Linked DNA regions of Homo sapiens: region 1 is linked to region 2. Evidence: read pairs that join two places in POLR2A ChIA-PET (ENCODE). Cell type or tissue: CD4-positive, alpha-beta T cell. All regions are shown on one strand. Links, peaks and the distances in the headings refer to the core of each region. The heading gives the core; the rest is flanking DNA.

The links. Peaks named below come from ENCODE experiments on the same cell type or tissue, not always from the same donor. Only the 100,000 strongest peaks of a DNase experiment are listed, where the experiment ranks them.
Region 1: POLR2A ChIA-PET joins it to region 2 with 15 read pairs; 7 of 35 experiments call an interaction of 5 or more read pairs at or near these places.

What each region holds. Positions count from the first base shown.
Region 1 is chr17:35,575,064-35,582,839 of GRCh38, forward strand. PEX12 (peroxisomal biogenesis factor 12) reads right to left here and starts at 3,508. Exons shown (of 3, transcript NM_000286.3): 1 at 2,833-3,508; 2 at 1,975-2,528; 3 at 1-1,118. The coding sequence starts at 2,958. The coding sequence ends at 719. RefSeq lists an enhancer at 2,772-3,587. In CD4-positive, alpha-beta T cell, for the core only: no CTCF peak of the experiment used is centred there; DNase peaks (open chromatin) are centred at 2,988 and 3,578; H3K4me3 peaks cover 1,774 bases; H3K27ac peaks cover 2,297 bases.
Region 2 is chr17:35,156,630-35,164,405 of GRCh38, forward strand. It overlaps UNC45B (unc-45 myosin chaperone B), which reads left to right. Exons shown (of 20, transcript NM_001267052.2): 8 at 2,746-2,916; 9 at 7,366-7,537. Among named protein-coding and RNA genes, the nearest start is that of UNC45B, 13 kb to the left of the region's middle. RefSeq lists a silencer at 3,973-4,143. In CD4-positive, alpha-beta T cell, for the core only: no CTCF peak of the experiment used is centred there; DNase peaks (open chromatin) are centred at 4,392 and 5,002; H3K4me3 peaks cover 1,645 bases; H3K27ac peaks cover 3,077 bases.

The sequences.
Region 1 (7,776 bases), core at 1,287-6,286, 420 kb after region 2:
AATCTTCAGACTACTCTCTGTAACACTCAACCCCTATTCCTTTTTTAACCAGTTTCTCAAGAAGGATATGGAGAGCTCATAAAGGAATATCCTCAAATATCCTAAATATCCAACTTTTAAAATACCTTTTTTATCCTTAAAAGCTGATAAACAATAGATGTCACTTAACAAATGTCTCACAGTATATGGAAGGAGCTTTTTTCCCCCCCAGAGTGTTTCTAAGCATTTCTATCAAGAGCAAGTCTGCATTTCTTATCGTTTGCAAACTGATGAAATTTCCACCTTACAGACAGGCAGGTAAATGCTTTCTTTTCTAAAAAGAAGTCTTGCTACCACCTCACTGTTCACTTTATTTTTTATGCGGTCTAACCTGGGTTTTTCGTAAGAGCTCCTTTATTTCTTATATTTTAAGGAAAGGGATAGGCAAAAACTTGTGTACTCATTATTCTGTTTAATCTCTACACTGGCCCTCATATCCCCTGCCAGTCCTGATCCTTCTACTTTAAGCAGCTTGGTCAACTGTAAGTAGGGTTCTAGAGAGCAGGCTAAAAGGTTAGGATCAAATGGGCATATCCTTTTAAAGAAATCCATATAATCATTTAAAGTTCATATAGTTATGAATTGAGGCTGAGAAGTGTCAACTCAATACCATGCTGAAACCAGCTCTGTGACATTACAGCGCAATACTTTTGTTGTGAGGATAAGACATGATTCCCTTTCAGTTCTCAGGGGAGTAGAGTTTAATCAGATGTTGTACTTCTGTTGGATAACCTGTGATGGGACAAGCTTGGTGACTCCTCACATAATGAAACACACAGCGGTAACAAAACACATAGCCAGAGGTGGCAAGAACAGTATCATTCACCCGGGTTTTACGACACAGTGGGCACACAGTCTTCATTTTGGGTAAGAGGGGAGAATCAGAGTTATAGTCTAGGTGTACAGGTGGTGGTGGAGTAGGCAGGGCAGTCAATGACTTGATGGTTTCTTGATTTTCAGATGAGTACCACCAGTCAAGGAACTGCAAGAAGAATACACCCACAGAAAGGCCAGTAGACAGGGATAAGGCAACACCCCCAACAGCTTTCTTCAGAGCTGAGTTTATCTTCTCACTAACACTGTTGGGAGAAAAGAACAAGGAGGCAAAGAGAGAAACTTTATTTAGGTATCATTACAAAGTGACTAATATAAATGCAATTCTTACATTTTTCATCAGAATCACTGGGGGACTGAATGGTTGGTAGACTGGTACTATCTCCTTAAGGATCTATTCTAAGTGATTCTAACTTACAATATTTTAGGAGCATAGGAGCTAAGCTTTGTTTTTAGTAACATGATTAGGGTTTGGTTTTGTGTTTTGAAAGATAAATCAGAGAATTTGATTATATAGACCTCCCTTTTTTTAGTGGAAGATAGTGATCCAGAAAAAAAAAAAAAAACCCAATTCACTTAATAAAAAACTTAGCAGTATTGAGGAATGTATATATTTGAACTTGTAGGAGAACACAAATATGAACTAGAAGGAGCACAGCATCATGATTAAGAGCACAGTCTTAGGCTGGGTGCAGTGGCTCACAGAGCACAGTCTTTAGAATTGTATTGGTTTGGTTTGAATCCCAGCTCTGCCACCTTCTATGTACCTACGTGACTTTGGCAAGGTACTTAACTGCTTGGGTTTAGTTTCCTCAACTGTGAGCTAATACATTTACTTCATTGGGTTGTGTTGAGGATTGAGATAATGTACGTAAAGCAAGCACCTAGCACAGGGCCTGGGACATAGCAAGTATGCACTAAAGTATACCTAGAATGATGAAGGTTACCAGGATGACAGTCCTTGTTTTATGGACACAAGGAATAGCTTTTCTATGACTCTATGAAATGCCACAAAGTTAACAGGGAGGTGAATTTTACAAAACTGGGATACGATTTTCGAATTTACTAACTAAAGATCTTTTGGAAATGTTAAGGCCTTACCTCCTGGCTGGTTGCTGCATCATGCTGGCCTTAGCTGGTTTGTGCTCCAGAGCTTGTATATCCTGAACTGTCAGTCGACCTAGCTGAACTCCAGCCAGCCTCAGCAGTGGTGAGTGATGCTGAGCTTTTCCTAGGATGTATCGAAGTTGTTGTACAAGAAACCATCCTTCCCAGGCCATGTTCACAAATGGGTAGGCTGCCAGGAAAGCTCTGTAAAATCGTTTCCAGCGGGAAGAAGGGGGATGAATAGAATATTCATCCTCTTCTCTCAGGCTAGAAACCAGCTTCTCCAGCTTCACTTTCAGATAGGGAAGAAGAACCAGGAACATAATAGATTTCCAAAGCTGCTGCTTTGGGAGACCAGCACTAGCCAATCTCTGAGACTTGTGAGTGTCCCCCATTACAATTCTCTTTAAGCCGTAAAAGTTTTCAGAAAATGAGGCACTGGTTCTAGACAGATAATGTTGCTGGAGCAGAAGATCTAGCAGAGTAAAGATTTCATCAAACCACCTCCACAAGAAGCCATAGTGGGTGGGATTTGATTCTGCAAGAACCTAAAGCAAAATAAAGCAATAAGTGAAATTCATTCCATTACACAAGTTCTACACCTATTTACATTCCCCCTTTTCCTCTAAAGTCTACACAATTTGTTTTAAATAAGTCACTGTTGGACCCTGAAATGCTGGGTATTCAGTACAGGTCTCTACACATAACAGAGACTCAGTAACTCTTAAGTCATGGGATACAAGTTATTTGCAAATTGGCTATTTCAAACGCTAGGCTACCAAATAAGCACAAATTATTCGTTTGTTTTTTACCCAGTTGTCCCTAAAACCTTTCCAAGAATTAATACCTTACCTTGACCACATGCTGAAGAGCGGGTCTCACTGCTGTCATTAAACTGTCCTGTGCTACCACCTCAAAGATGGATGGCTGGTCATCGGCCACAGAAGCAGCTGTGAAGTGAGCCCCGTGCTCAGCCATAGTTTCCTGCGTGTACTGGCTTTCACTTTTCCCACAAACTCTCTCGTGAGCATGAACTTTTTCGGGAGGAAGAGTATCAGATGGGTGCTCAGTCTTAAAGGTAAACTTTCTGCATGATATCTGAAACTCGAAACTCAATCTTATGGGCAAAAATGAACTGGGAAAAAAAGACCTGGAGGCCGAGGGTAGTCTCAAGAAGGTTAAGAACAAAGTTAACTCGGACGTGGGTGGAAGTAGTATGTGGCGAGGGGGTAACTTGTCAAATGCTGCACGTCAGGGCAGAGCGTGACTGTGGGGGACAGGTATGGGGGAAGGAACGCAATCCTCTGGAGCTGCGAACCAGAAACGCCCCCTCCTCCCCAATCGTGAGAGCTCAAAAGCCAGCCGACTCTGAGGATTCAGTCGTGCCACTGTGAGCCCGGGACACAAGGGCTGACTCCAGCTGTTGGCTTTGAGTATCCCCGCCCGCGCCCGTCCTTGCTCGCTGACCCCAGGCGAGGCGCAAACAACCCACGACGCCACGTTTGAAGGGAGGTCTCCGCTTTATGACAGAAGCCGCACCCGGAAATGAAACCACCAGGACCTCTGGGATGCCTGGCGGAAGAGAGGCGCTCTAGTTCCGAATGCGGTCCGGAAACCAGAACTAGAGAACTCTATGACCCACCTGAGCTTCCGCTCCCGCCCCGCTGAAACAGAAGAGGGCCCTTGTGGGCTGGTTTTGGCTAGTTTGGTTTACTTTTCGTAGCTGGGTCTGCATGGTAGCCTCGCTGGAAAGCTACAGCTCTGAACCTCTCTCTGCGAGGTCTTTTTGACAAGCTGTTTGGGGCACCGCGCAGACGTCTGGCGCCGGGAGCCAGAGCTCGGGCCCGTTGCTGAGCCCTGTGTTCCTGCAGGCGATGAAGCTAGGGGCGGTGGGAGGAAGGGAATCTGGAGGTGGAAAGGACTTTGCTGTACGCGTGCGGCAGGGATGGTGGTTAATTTATATGTCTTAGCCTTCCAGAAATGATTTAAAGCGACATAGCAGGAGATAGGAGCCTTAGATTTATTGCCGCCAATTATAAGGAAAGATGATTGGATTGAGAAAGGTTCATGCTTGTTCCTCAGTACTTGAGACGGTTAATTTTCATCCAAGCTGGTAGTTTAACGTCTTCCAGGTTTTGGCTATATTCAAGCATAACTGCATGCACTTGCTATACTGGATGAAAATGGTCTCCATCCTTGAACACAGTTGTATATGTCACCACCAGCGATATGAATACAGTACTAACGCAGAGGGAGCTTTATGAATTGTAACTAGCATGCACTGGGGACACTTGACAGAAAGTTTCCTTTCATGCCGTTTTTATACCAAAATGAATGTGATTTACCTTAAGGTTTGTAAAGTGCTTTTATGTTATGTACAGCTTTGTCTCGCTGAAGTTGGCTGACACAGCCTTATTGAATTTGGATGAGAGTTCCACCTCTCCTCCCTTCCTCTGGGAAGTGCCACCTCTGGGCTAAATAGCTGGGAATAGAAGGTATTGTTTACTGCCCTAGAGGCCCTTATGTTATAAAAATAATTGGTTTGCATAATGAGAACCCTCAAAAACAAGGTTTGGATTTAGTTATTCCAATAGGAGAGAAAACCTTACAAATTGTCCTTAATTATAGTTATAAAAAGTGTTTTTTACTCTACCAAAAGACATTATATTGATATATGATTTTTACCTTACAGAGTTTTAAGACTAGACATAGTTTATCCATATGAAGCACCTGGATACATATTAGGTGCTTGTTTAATAGTAACTGTTATGTACAAGCTTTTCTTAAGTGAATAGCAAAAATACAAAGTTGAGAGGTAGCATCAACTAAATCAAGCAGGAAATTAAACATTTTTGTCACTTAGGGATCTTTGGTTACAAGCAACAGAAACAAACAGGCTAATTTAAACTAAAACGGAATTTATTAGAAGTGTATGGAGTAGCTCACAAAATAAGTAAAGCCAGCCCTGAAAGAACAGGAACTTAACAATACTATTGGGACTGCCTAACAGGAATTAGAAGTTCTTATCCAGGCAACGTTGTTGCAGTGAACGAGCTTCCACCAATTTCTGTTTGTGACTCTGCTCGTGATACAAATTTTGACTGACCTCTCTTGGTTCAAGTTCCCTCTCCACCCTGTCTTTCACTCTTAGCCAGGGGAAGGCAGGATGTCTTGATTGATAGTCCCATGGAAGTACTCCAAAAGTTAACTAAACGTATGGCATAAGAACGCCTATAATCCCAGCACTTTGGGAGGCCGAGGCGGGTGGATCACCTGAGGTCAAGAGGTCATGACCAGCCTGACCAACATGGAGAAACCCAGTCTGTACTAGAAATACAAAAAATTAGCTGGGTGTGGTGGCACATACCTGTAATCCCAGCTACTCGGGAGGCTGAGGCAGGAGAATCGCTTGAACCCTGGAAGCGGAGGTTGTGGTGAGCCGAGATTGCACCATTGCACTCCAGCCTGGGTAACTGAGCGAGACTCCATCTCCAGAAAAAAGAAAAGAAAAAGGAAAGGTAGGGCCTGGTATGGTGGCTCATACCTGTAATCCCAGCACTTTGGGAGGCTGAGACGGGTGGATCACGAAGTCAGGAGTTTGAGACCGGCCCAGCCGACATGGTGAAAACCCATCTCTACTAAAAATACAAAAATTAGCTTGGAATGATGGTGCATGGTGGTGGATGTCTGTTATCCCAGCTACTCTGGAGGCTGAGGCAGGAGAATCACTTGAACCCGGGAGGTGGAGGTTGCAGTGAGCCGAGGTCACACCACTGCACTCCAGCCTGGGGGACAGAGTGAGACTCTGTCTCAAAAAAAAAAAGAAAACAGAAATTTGCAACTCGAATAAGAGGTCTGGGAGGCCCAAATCTTTTAGACGTGATAATCGGAATGCCCTTCTGAGGACATAACAAAGGCCTAAATTATGAGGAGCCAGCCATATGAGGAGTTGGGGAAAAGAATATTAGGCAGAAGGAAGAGTATTGTGAAGACCCTAAGGTGGGAAAGAGCTTGGTGTGTTTGAGGGCTATTATAACTGGCAAAAGGTGAAATGATGAGGAAATGAGCAGTAACTGAAAAGCACAAAATGATGTTAGAGAGGTAGACAGGCCAAACCATGCAGGGACTCACAGGCCATGGGAACAACCCTGGATTTTAGCCCAAGTGCAATGGGAAGCCAATGAAGGATTCACACACCAGAGATGTGTGATCAGGTATATATATAAACAAATATATATATATATATATATATATATATATATATATATATATACAAATATATATATAATATATACAAATATATATAATATATATACAAATATATATAAAATATATATACAAATATATATAAAAATATATATACAAATATATAATATATACAAATATATATAATATATAATAAATAAAATATATAAATATATAATATATATTTATATATTTGTATATATTATATATTTGTATATATATTTGTGTATATATACATATATTAAAAAATATATATATATATATTTTTTTTTTTTTGAAACAGAGTTTTACTCTTGTTGCCCAGGCTGGAGTGCAATGGCATGATGACTCACTGCAACCGCCGCCTCCTGTGTTCAAGCGATTCTCCTGCCACGGCCTCCCAAGTAGCTGGGATTACAGGCGCCCGCCAACATGCCCGGCTAATTTTTGTATTTTTAGTAGAGATGGGGTTTCACCATGTTGGCCAGGCTGGTCTTGAACTCCTGGCCTTGTGATCTGCCCACCTTGGCCTCCCAAAGTGCTAGGATTACAGGCGTGAGCCACCGTGCCTGGCCAGGTTTATATTTTTTTAAAGATGTCTCTGATGGTTTTGTGGGTATGCAGTATTTATATCAAGCTTTACATTTATGATATATGCACATTTTTGTTTTTGTTTTTGTTTTCTTGAGATAGAGTCTGGCTCTGTAGCCCAGGCTGGAGTGCAGTGGCACAGTCTCGGCTCACTGCAACCTCCACCTCCCGGGTTCAAGTGATTCTCCCACCTCAGACCCCCCGGAGTAGCTGGGACTACATGCATGTGCCACCACACCCGGCTAATTTTTGTATTTTTAGTAGAGACAGGGTTTTGCCATGTTGGCCAGGCTGGTCTCAAACTCCTGGCCTCAAGTGATCCCCCTGCCTCAGCCTCCCAAAGTGCTGGGATTACGGGTGTGAGCCACCACATCAGGCCAGATATGCACATTTTTAAATGTATGTTATACATCCAAAAAAGTTAAACAACCTGGCCACTACGTGGAGAATGGTAGAGAGAAGACTTATAGCCTTCTAATAGTCTAGGCAAAAGGTGATGGTGGATTTATGAGATTGAATAGAGGGAGTTGGATGGCTTGGAGTTGTTGTTTTTTTTTTTTTTTTTTTTTTTTTTGAGACAGTCTTGCTCTGTTGCCCAGGATGGAGTGCAGTGGCGCAATCTCGGCTCACTGCAACCTCTGCCTCCCGGGTTCAAGCAGTTCTGTACCTCAGCCTCCCGAGTAGCTGAGATTACAGGCGCCCACCACAACGCCTGGCTAATTTTAGTAGAGACGGGGTTTCATCATCTTGGCCAGGCTGGTCACGAACTCCTGACTTTGTGATCCACCTGCCTTGGCCTCCCAAAGTGCTGGGATTACAGGTGTGAGCCACAGCGCCCAGCTACGGCTTTGAGATTTTAAAGGTAGAATTGACAACTGGAGATGGATTGGATGTGGCAGTTGAAGGAAAGGGAAATCAGGAATGACCCCTAGGTTTCTGGCTTGAGCAGCTCAGTGCAATTTATTAAAATAATCACAATTA
Region 2 (7,776 bases), core at 1,911-6,910:
AAAAAAGGTTAAAATGGTAAATTTTATGTAAATTTTACCACAGCTTAAAAAAAGTAACAGAGGCTTATTGAAGACATTTGGGAAAATATAGAACTACGTAAAAATGAGAATAAATGCCTATAATTACCCATTCAGGTAATCACTATTACCATTACCACATGGATCTTTCCTCTCTTTTTTTTTAAACCATCAATATTTAACAAAATTGGAATTCTGCTATGAATAGTTATATGTTTTTTTCTGCACTGAGCATTATATTAATATTGCATACCATTTAATATTCTTTAAAAGGACTCCTTTGATTTTAATAATTAATTTTACATTTGTTTCCTGCATATGCACATACAGACTCATGCTTCTCCGTGCACATCCAGGTCCTAGGCATCAATTTAGAAGATATTGCTCTGGCTGGGAGGGCCAAAGAGGCAGGTTCACTCAGAAAACTTTATTTTCAAGAATATCATAATCTTCCCTTGTATGGATTATTCATCAATCAGCTCTATATTATTGGAGATTCCAGTTATTTCCAATTTGCATGTTTATACAAAACTCTCCAGGAGCCATTTTTGCATCTATGCTTGCATTTATAATTTATTTTTATTTATTTATATTTATTTATTTATTTATTGAGATGGAGTCTTGCTCTGTTGCCCAGGCTGGAGTGCGGTGGCACGATCTCAGCTCATTGCAACCTCCACCTCCCGGGTTTAAGCGATTCTCCTGCCTCAGCCTCTGCTAATTTTTGTATTTTTAGTAGAGACGGGGTTTTACCATGTTGGCCAGGCTGGTGTCAAACTCCTGAGCTCAGGTGATCCGCCCGCCTCTGCCTCCCAAAGTACTGGGATTACAGGTGTGAGCCACCATACCTGGCCACATTTATAATTATTTCCTGGGGTCAAATTCCTAGAAAAGGAGCACTGGGTCAAAGGCTATGAGAATAACTAATGTTCTTTCTATATCTTGCTCTCTAATTCCTTTCTGAGAGGCTGCATCAATTTATACTCTCACAAGCAATGATGAGAGTCTCCATTTTAACACATTCTCATCAGATCTGAATGCTATCCTTCTTAAAGATATTTGCCTATCCAGTAGATTCAAAATTATCGTGTTAGATTCAAACTAAATTATTCATCAGATTGATCATTTTTCTGTATCTTTATTAGCCATTTGGATTCCTTTGTCTTTGGATGGTTTGTTCATGTTGTTACCTATTTCTTAATGTTGTTCTTATTTGTCTATAAGAGTTTTTTTTTGTTGTTTGTTTGCTTTGAGACAGAGTCTTGTCTATCATTCAGGCTGGACTGTAGTAATGCAATCACAGCTCACTGCAGCCTCAAACTTCTGGGCTCAATCCTTCCACCTCAGCTTCTGGAGTTACTAGGACTACAGGCTCGTGCCACCATGCCTGGCTAATTTTTAAATTTTTCATAGGGACAGGGTCTCACTTTCTTGCCCAGGCTGGTCTCAAACCCCTGGCCTCAAGTGATCCTCCTGCTGTGGCCTCCCAAAATATTGGGATTACAGGCCACTGCGCCCAGCCCTGAAGTCCTGGATTCTTGATGTGACTCTGACTTACTATTATTATAATGGTCAGCTAGTCACTTTCCTTTTCTGAGCTAGAATTTTTGGAAGATCCAAGATGGCCCTGCTTGTGTGGCTGGCAGTCAACTGGAAATGTTGACCTTGTGGCCTTGTGACCTTGTTGATCTTGTGGCCTTGCTAGTGGCCAGCTTGGGTTTCTATAGAACATGGTGGCTGGATTCTAAATGGACAAGCCCCAATGTGCAAGTGCCATGTAAGCCTCTGGTTGTGCCACAGGTCACATAAGCAGCCCAGGGCCAGTGTTGGAGGAGATTACCCAAGAGCATTTATAATGAGTGTCGTGTTTCCCAGGGAGACACCAATTCACAATCTTCCATGACTTCCTTGGGTTGAACATCTCTGCTACAAAATTCTTCCACATATTGATTTCCACTCTATCCCCTTGTAGCTTCCATCTGCCTCTGGTCCAAAGTCTGCCCTCTGGAGCCTCACAGAAGGAGTCTGTTATCTCACTCTCATGACATGCCTCTGTCTGAAGACGAACTGTCACATCTGCTTACATCTTTCCTTCTTTAGGCGATGGAGCTGTATTCCTTCATCAGTTATTTATCTGACATGGTTTGGAGAGCTTTACTTTTTGGTTTGCCTGCCTTTGGGCTCCATCCTAGAATGAGAACAAAAATCTCTAAGTATCTTGGAGGGCAAAATCAGAAAAAAAGGCATTTGCCTTTTAAGATCTACCAGTGGGCAGGAAGTCCCGGCGTCACAGGCAAAAGCTTGAATTCAGGCTCCCAGCATGCCTGAATCTGTGGGGAGTGAAATGTCCCTAAAAAGTACAAATTCCCCTTCTGGAAAGCATTTTATTAAATCAGTTTATTAGAAACCACATAAAGCATCCCTGGATCTCTGCCAGTCACTGGTAGGAGTGAAGAACTTTCTAAGAATCTGAACTGCTCAAGGATGGAATGAGCTGTTGTAGAAGTCAGGGTTCAGGGTGGCTGGAGGACCACTTGGGGGTGTTGTCTAGGGATTTCTCTCCCTTTTTCCAGGTGAGATGGGCAACACTATACTCCCCTGGGAATTCACATATTCAGGAAGTAGTGGATTCAGTACTTCCAGAGTCTAGAAGCTGCTGCTCTTCTTGGTCATATATATGTGAGATTTCCTACCCCTCTCTACTTACCCCGTCCTCTTTTTCTTCAGACACCAAGAAGGACCTGAAGCAGATCACCAGCCACCTGCTGGACATGCTAGTCAGCAAGAAGGTGTCTGGCCAGGGCAGGGATCAGGCGCTGAACCTGCTCAATAAGAATGTTCCCAGGAAGGACCTTGCCATTCATGACAACTCACGTACCATCTATGTGGTGGATAATGGTGAGAAGAGGGGAAGGTTTGGGGCTTGCTCAAGCCTTTTAAGTGGGCACCAGGGCACTGAACAGAAAATGGAAGATGTGAGGCTCTTGAAGGGGTCTTCAGTTCTAACTGAAAAGATGAGAAAAGGCATTGGCCCATCAGGATCCACCAGTGGGCCTGTGAAGGTGCAGGTCAAGGCTCTGAATTCAGAGCCTGAACATGCCCAGGAAGTGCCCAAACACATCCCCAAAACATGTGGGTGAAGCAACCTAGCAAATGGGGACAAGGACTCCACCAACCACAGGATAAAATTCCAGAAGTCTCATGGTTGGTAAAATACTTCACAGGCCTTTCAAAAGGGAGGAAATTGCATCAAGTATAGTTTATATAAAGCACAGTGAGAATGTTTGTAAACCCAAAAGTATCTGAGACAGGTCTCAATCAATTTAGAAGTTTATTTTGCCAAGATTACGGACATGCCCCGCAGAGAGGAAACACAGAATCACAGAAACAGTCTGTGGTCTGAGCCTTTCTCCAAAGATGATTTTAAGGGCTTCAATATTTCAAGGGGAAAGACAGCCTGGAGGGGAAAGAGGGAGGGTGTGGTCACATTACATGAATGCACATGTTGGAAGAGAAAGGAGGAGGTAGGGGAATAGTCAAATAGTCAATTACATATTTGTCTCCTGCTCAGTAAATGATCACTTTACATAAGATAAGGTGAACATAGAATGGACATATTTAAGCCCTAGAGTAATTTATTAAACCTTTGGAGATATTTAACCTTTTATCTGTAGCTATCTGCTTAGGAATAAAAGGAAAGGCAGTTTCTTGCCATGATTCAGCTTTCAGCTTAATTTTTTTCCTTTGGTTTAGGGAGTTGGGGGTCCCAAGATTTCATTTTTGTGTATCTATCTATTTATTTCTTTTTAGAGACAGAGTCTCACTCTGCTGCTCATGCCAGAGTGCAGTGGCGTGATCATAGTCACTGCAACCTCAAACTCCTGGGCTACAGTGATCTTCCTACCCCTCAGCCTCCCGAGTAGCTGGGACCACAGGCACGAACCATCATGCCGGGCTAATGTTTTTCTTTTGTAGAGATGTGGTTTCACTATGTTGCCCAGGCTGGTCTCAAACTCCTGGATTCAAGTGATCCTCCCACCTCGGCCTCCCAAAGTGCTGGAATTACAGGCGCGAGCCATGGCACCGGGCCAAGATTTTATTTTCCTTTCATGTGTTCTAGCAGACAGTCACTCAATTTGTCAGCTCCGAGGTGTTACCCCTCTCCTCAATCAACTTCTTTGATTGTTAAGGAATCATACCTGTGGTTTCATGATCTGCTATGGTAAATTCTTCCGTAGGTTTTATGACACACAGACTATACCTTGTTCTAAAAGATTCAGATCAGCTCTTCCCAGCTTAAAGAATGTCTTTTGATATTGCACTTCCCTTGTTTGGTTTTTATAGACCTCAGCAAAGTGCATGTGCAAGTGCTTAGACTTTAACACATTACCCTACTGCTAAATGCCCAAACCCCACTTCCTCCCTGCCTCATTCTGGTCTTCTCCACATATGTCATGAAACGTGAGCGTTAACAACAGATCTTCTCTCTCAGCACCAGGATCTAGGCTCATCCACGTGTTATGGGATGGGACAGGTAGAGAGCAGTATTTTTTATTCTGTTCTTTTTGTAAAGGGCACCAACATGGACAGCACTTGGGTAAAAATAATGTGGATTTAAAAATTCAGATATTCGAATACAAAGCTGCAATGTTGAGGTGTTATGTGTTGTGCAAACTGGGCTGGGAGGCACGGTAAGGGAGCTGTCAGGATGTCAAACCCGAAGTGAGCTTTTGGGTGAGAGAAGGGGCAAAGATAGACAGGAGGAAGGTCTAGAGTGTTTGAACAGAAGAGAAATGAGATGCTCAAGGCATGGGCAAGAATGGAAGGGGAGACCGGGAGATGAGATTGGAGAGGGGCATTTGAGGGATGCTTTTAGGACCCAGGCTGGGGAGTCTGTGTTGGCTCATCAGGCACTTCCTGTTACTCCCCAGCCCTACTGAGCACTTTTTAAATGCATGCTTGTTGCATAATAAGAAATACACATATTTGGTCTCTGCTGCTGTTTCCTGGCACACAGCTAACCTCTGAAGTGATAAGTATCTTTTTGTATGCTCATGTAATAACTGGTGGCTGGGATCCCCTAGATAACCTCAGAATGTCAGAATGGGGGCTGGTTGCCAGGGGAAACAACCATGCAATTACAGGATTGGAACTTTCGGCCCCCCACCCCTTACCTCCAGGAAGGGGAGAGGGGCTGGAGGTGGGATTCATCACTAATAACTAATGATTTAATCAACCGTGCCTACATAATGAAGCCTCTATTTAAAAAAAATCCCTAGCCAAAGGGGCTTAAAGTGCTCCCAATTTGGTGAACACATGGAGGTGCTGGAGGGATGGCTACCTGGAGAGGGCATGGAAGTGCCACGCCCCTTGCCAATACCTTGCCCTCTGCATCTCTTCCATCTGGCTGTTCCTGAGTTTCTGTTTTTGTTGTTGTTGTTGTTTAAATAATAAATTGGTAATCTAGTAACTAAACTGGTTTTCTGAGTTCTGTGAGCCATTCTAGCAAATTATCAAACCTGAGGGAGAGGGTCATGGGAATCTCTGATTTATAGTTGGCCAGTCAGAAGCACAGGTGGCAACTTGGACTTGAGGCTGGCATCCGAAGGAGGGTAGTCTTGTGGGATTGAGCCCTTAACCTGTGGAGTCTGTGCTAACCCCAAGTGGTTAGTGTCAGCGTTGAATTGTAGGACACCCATCCAGTGTCAGAAGTAAGCTCTGAGAGTAGGAGTAGTTTAGGGAGGAAACAGAAGTTTTCCTTTAAGTGGTAAAATGTACATAGCACAAAATTTACTGCCAGGCGCTTTCTTTTTCTTTTTCTTTCATATGGGAAGATGGGTCTGTTGCCCGGGCTGGTCTCAAACTCCTGGGCTCAAGTGGTCCTCCCACCTCGGCCTAACCAAAGTGCTGGAATTACAGGCATGAGCCACCAAGCCACTTCCAGGCACTTTTTTTTTTTGAGACAGAGTTTTGCCCTTGTAGCCCTGGCTGGAGTGCAATGGCGTGATCTTGGCTCACTGAAACCTGTACCTCCTGAGTTCTCCTGCCTCAGTCTCCCAAGCAGCTGGGATTACAGGTGCCCGCCACCATGCCCAGCTAATTTTTTTGTATTTTTAGTAGAGGCGGGGTTTTGCCATGTTGGCCAGGCTGGTTCCAGGCACTTTTAATTCCCTCCTAACATCTAGAGTTTCATGCCTCCCAGCTTTTACCTGGAATGTTCTTTCTCCCACTTCCCTGTACTACACAAGGTCTGACCAGCTCCAAGCCACCTCTAAAACCTGGCTCCGAAATCCATCTCTCTGTTGCCCCAGAGGCAACATAGTATAACAGCTAACATCACAGGCTTTGAAATCAGACGGGATTGGGAGCGTGTCCTTGCTATGTCACTGGGCAACTTACTTGACTTGTCCTGGGCAACTTACTTGACTTCTCTAAGTCTTGTTTTTCTCCTCTGAAAGATGGAAATAATGATTCCTAACCAGCAGGGTTATTGTTAGGATTAGATGAAGTGAATGTGTATAAAGCTCTTGGCACGTAGTAAGTGCTCAGAATAAATTGCAGATCTTATTTTGTTGAAGTGAATCACCTCATCTTCAGTGTTACCCTTCTATACTTATCACATCTCATTGCAATCTTCATATGTCAGTTTTCCCTATTGTATTGTGAGCTTTTGGAGGTCAGGGTTGTATCTGTTATTTTGGTAGCCAGTACCCCAAAGGTGCTCATTTATTTAACAAAGACATGACTGTTGAATTTGCCCAACGGTAATAGGAAGCCATTGAAGATTTTTCAACAGAAGAGATGAGAAGACATCATCATCATCATCATAAATGTAAATATGGCATTTACTAAATAAATACTTAATAAATACACACTCAATAATAAACATTTATTGAGTCATAGTAGTGTGTCTGGATTGATAGTAGAGTTTCCATACATTATCTCATTGAGCCCTCAAACTTTATGAGGTAGGTAGTATTATTCCCATTTTACAAATGAAGAAGCTGAGGCTTGAGGAAGGGAATATGAAATAGTATTTGGAGAAGACTATACATCAGCCCATGGAATGTCAGCACTGGTAGAGTCCTCTGAGATCGACTAGTCCTGATTTTGTACACATGAAAATAGAGGCCCCTAGAGGGAGGTGAATTGGTCAAGCTGGGGGCAGTGTCAGGTGTATAACCTGGGTCCTTTGACCCCATTCTAGGCCCTTTCATTCTGGATGAACCACATGTTTTCTACAGACAGGGCTGGAGAGAAGCTGATGATAACAAGTCACTGAGTGAGGGGTGTGTGTGAGGATGGAGCCCAGCAGGAATCTTAGGCTTGCCACTGTCTACCCTGCAGGTCTGAGGAAGATCCTGAAGGTTGTGGGGCAGGTTCCAGATCTGCCATCCTGCCTGCCCCTGACTGACAACACCCGCATGCTGGCCTCTATCCTCATCAACAAGCTCTATGATGACCTGCGCTGTGACCCGGAGCGCGATCACTTCCGCAAGATCTGTGAGGAATATATCACGTAAGTTTCCTGGAGGCCTCACAGGGTCAGGCTCTGTCTTGGTTATCTATGGCTGTGTAACAAATTATCTCAAAATTTAGCAGCTCAAACAATAGTGTTTTATTATCTCACACCAGAACAGAAATTTGGGAGTGGTTTGGCTGGGTGGCTCTGGCTTATGGTCTTTCATGAAGTTACAGTCATATGCTGGCTGGGGCTGCAGCCATCTGGAGGCTTGACTGGGGCTGGAAAATGCTTCC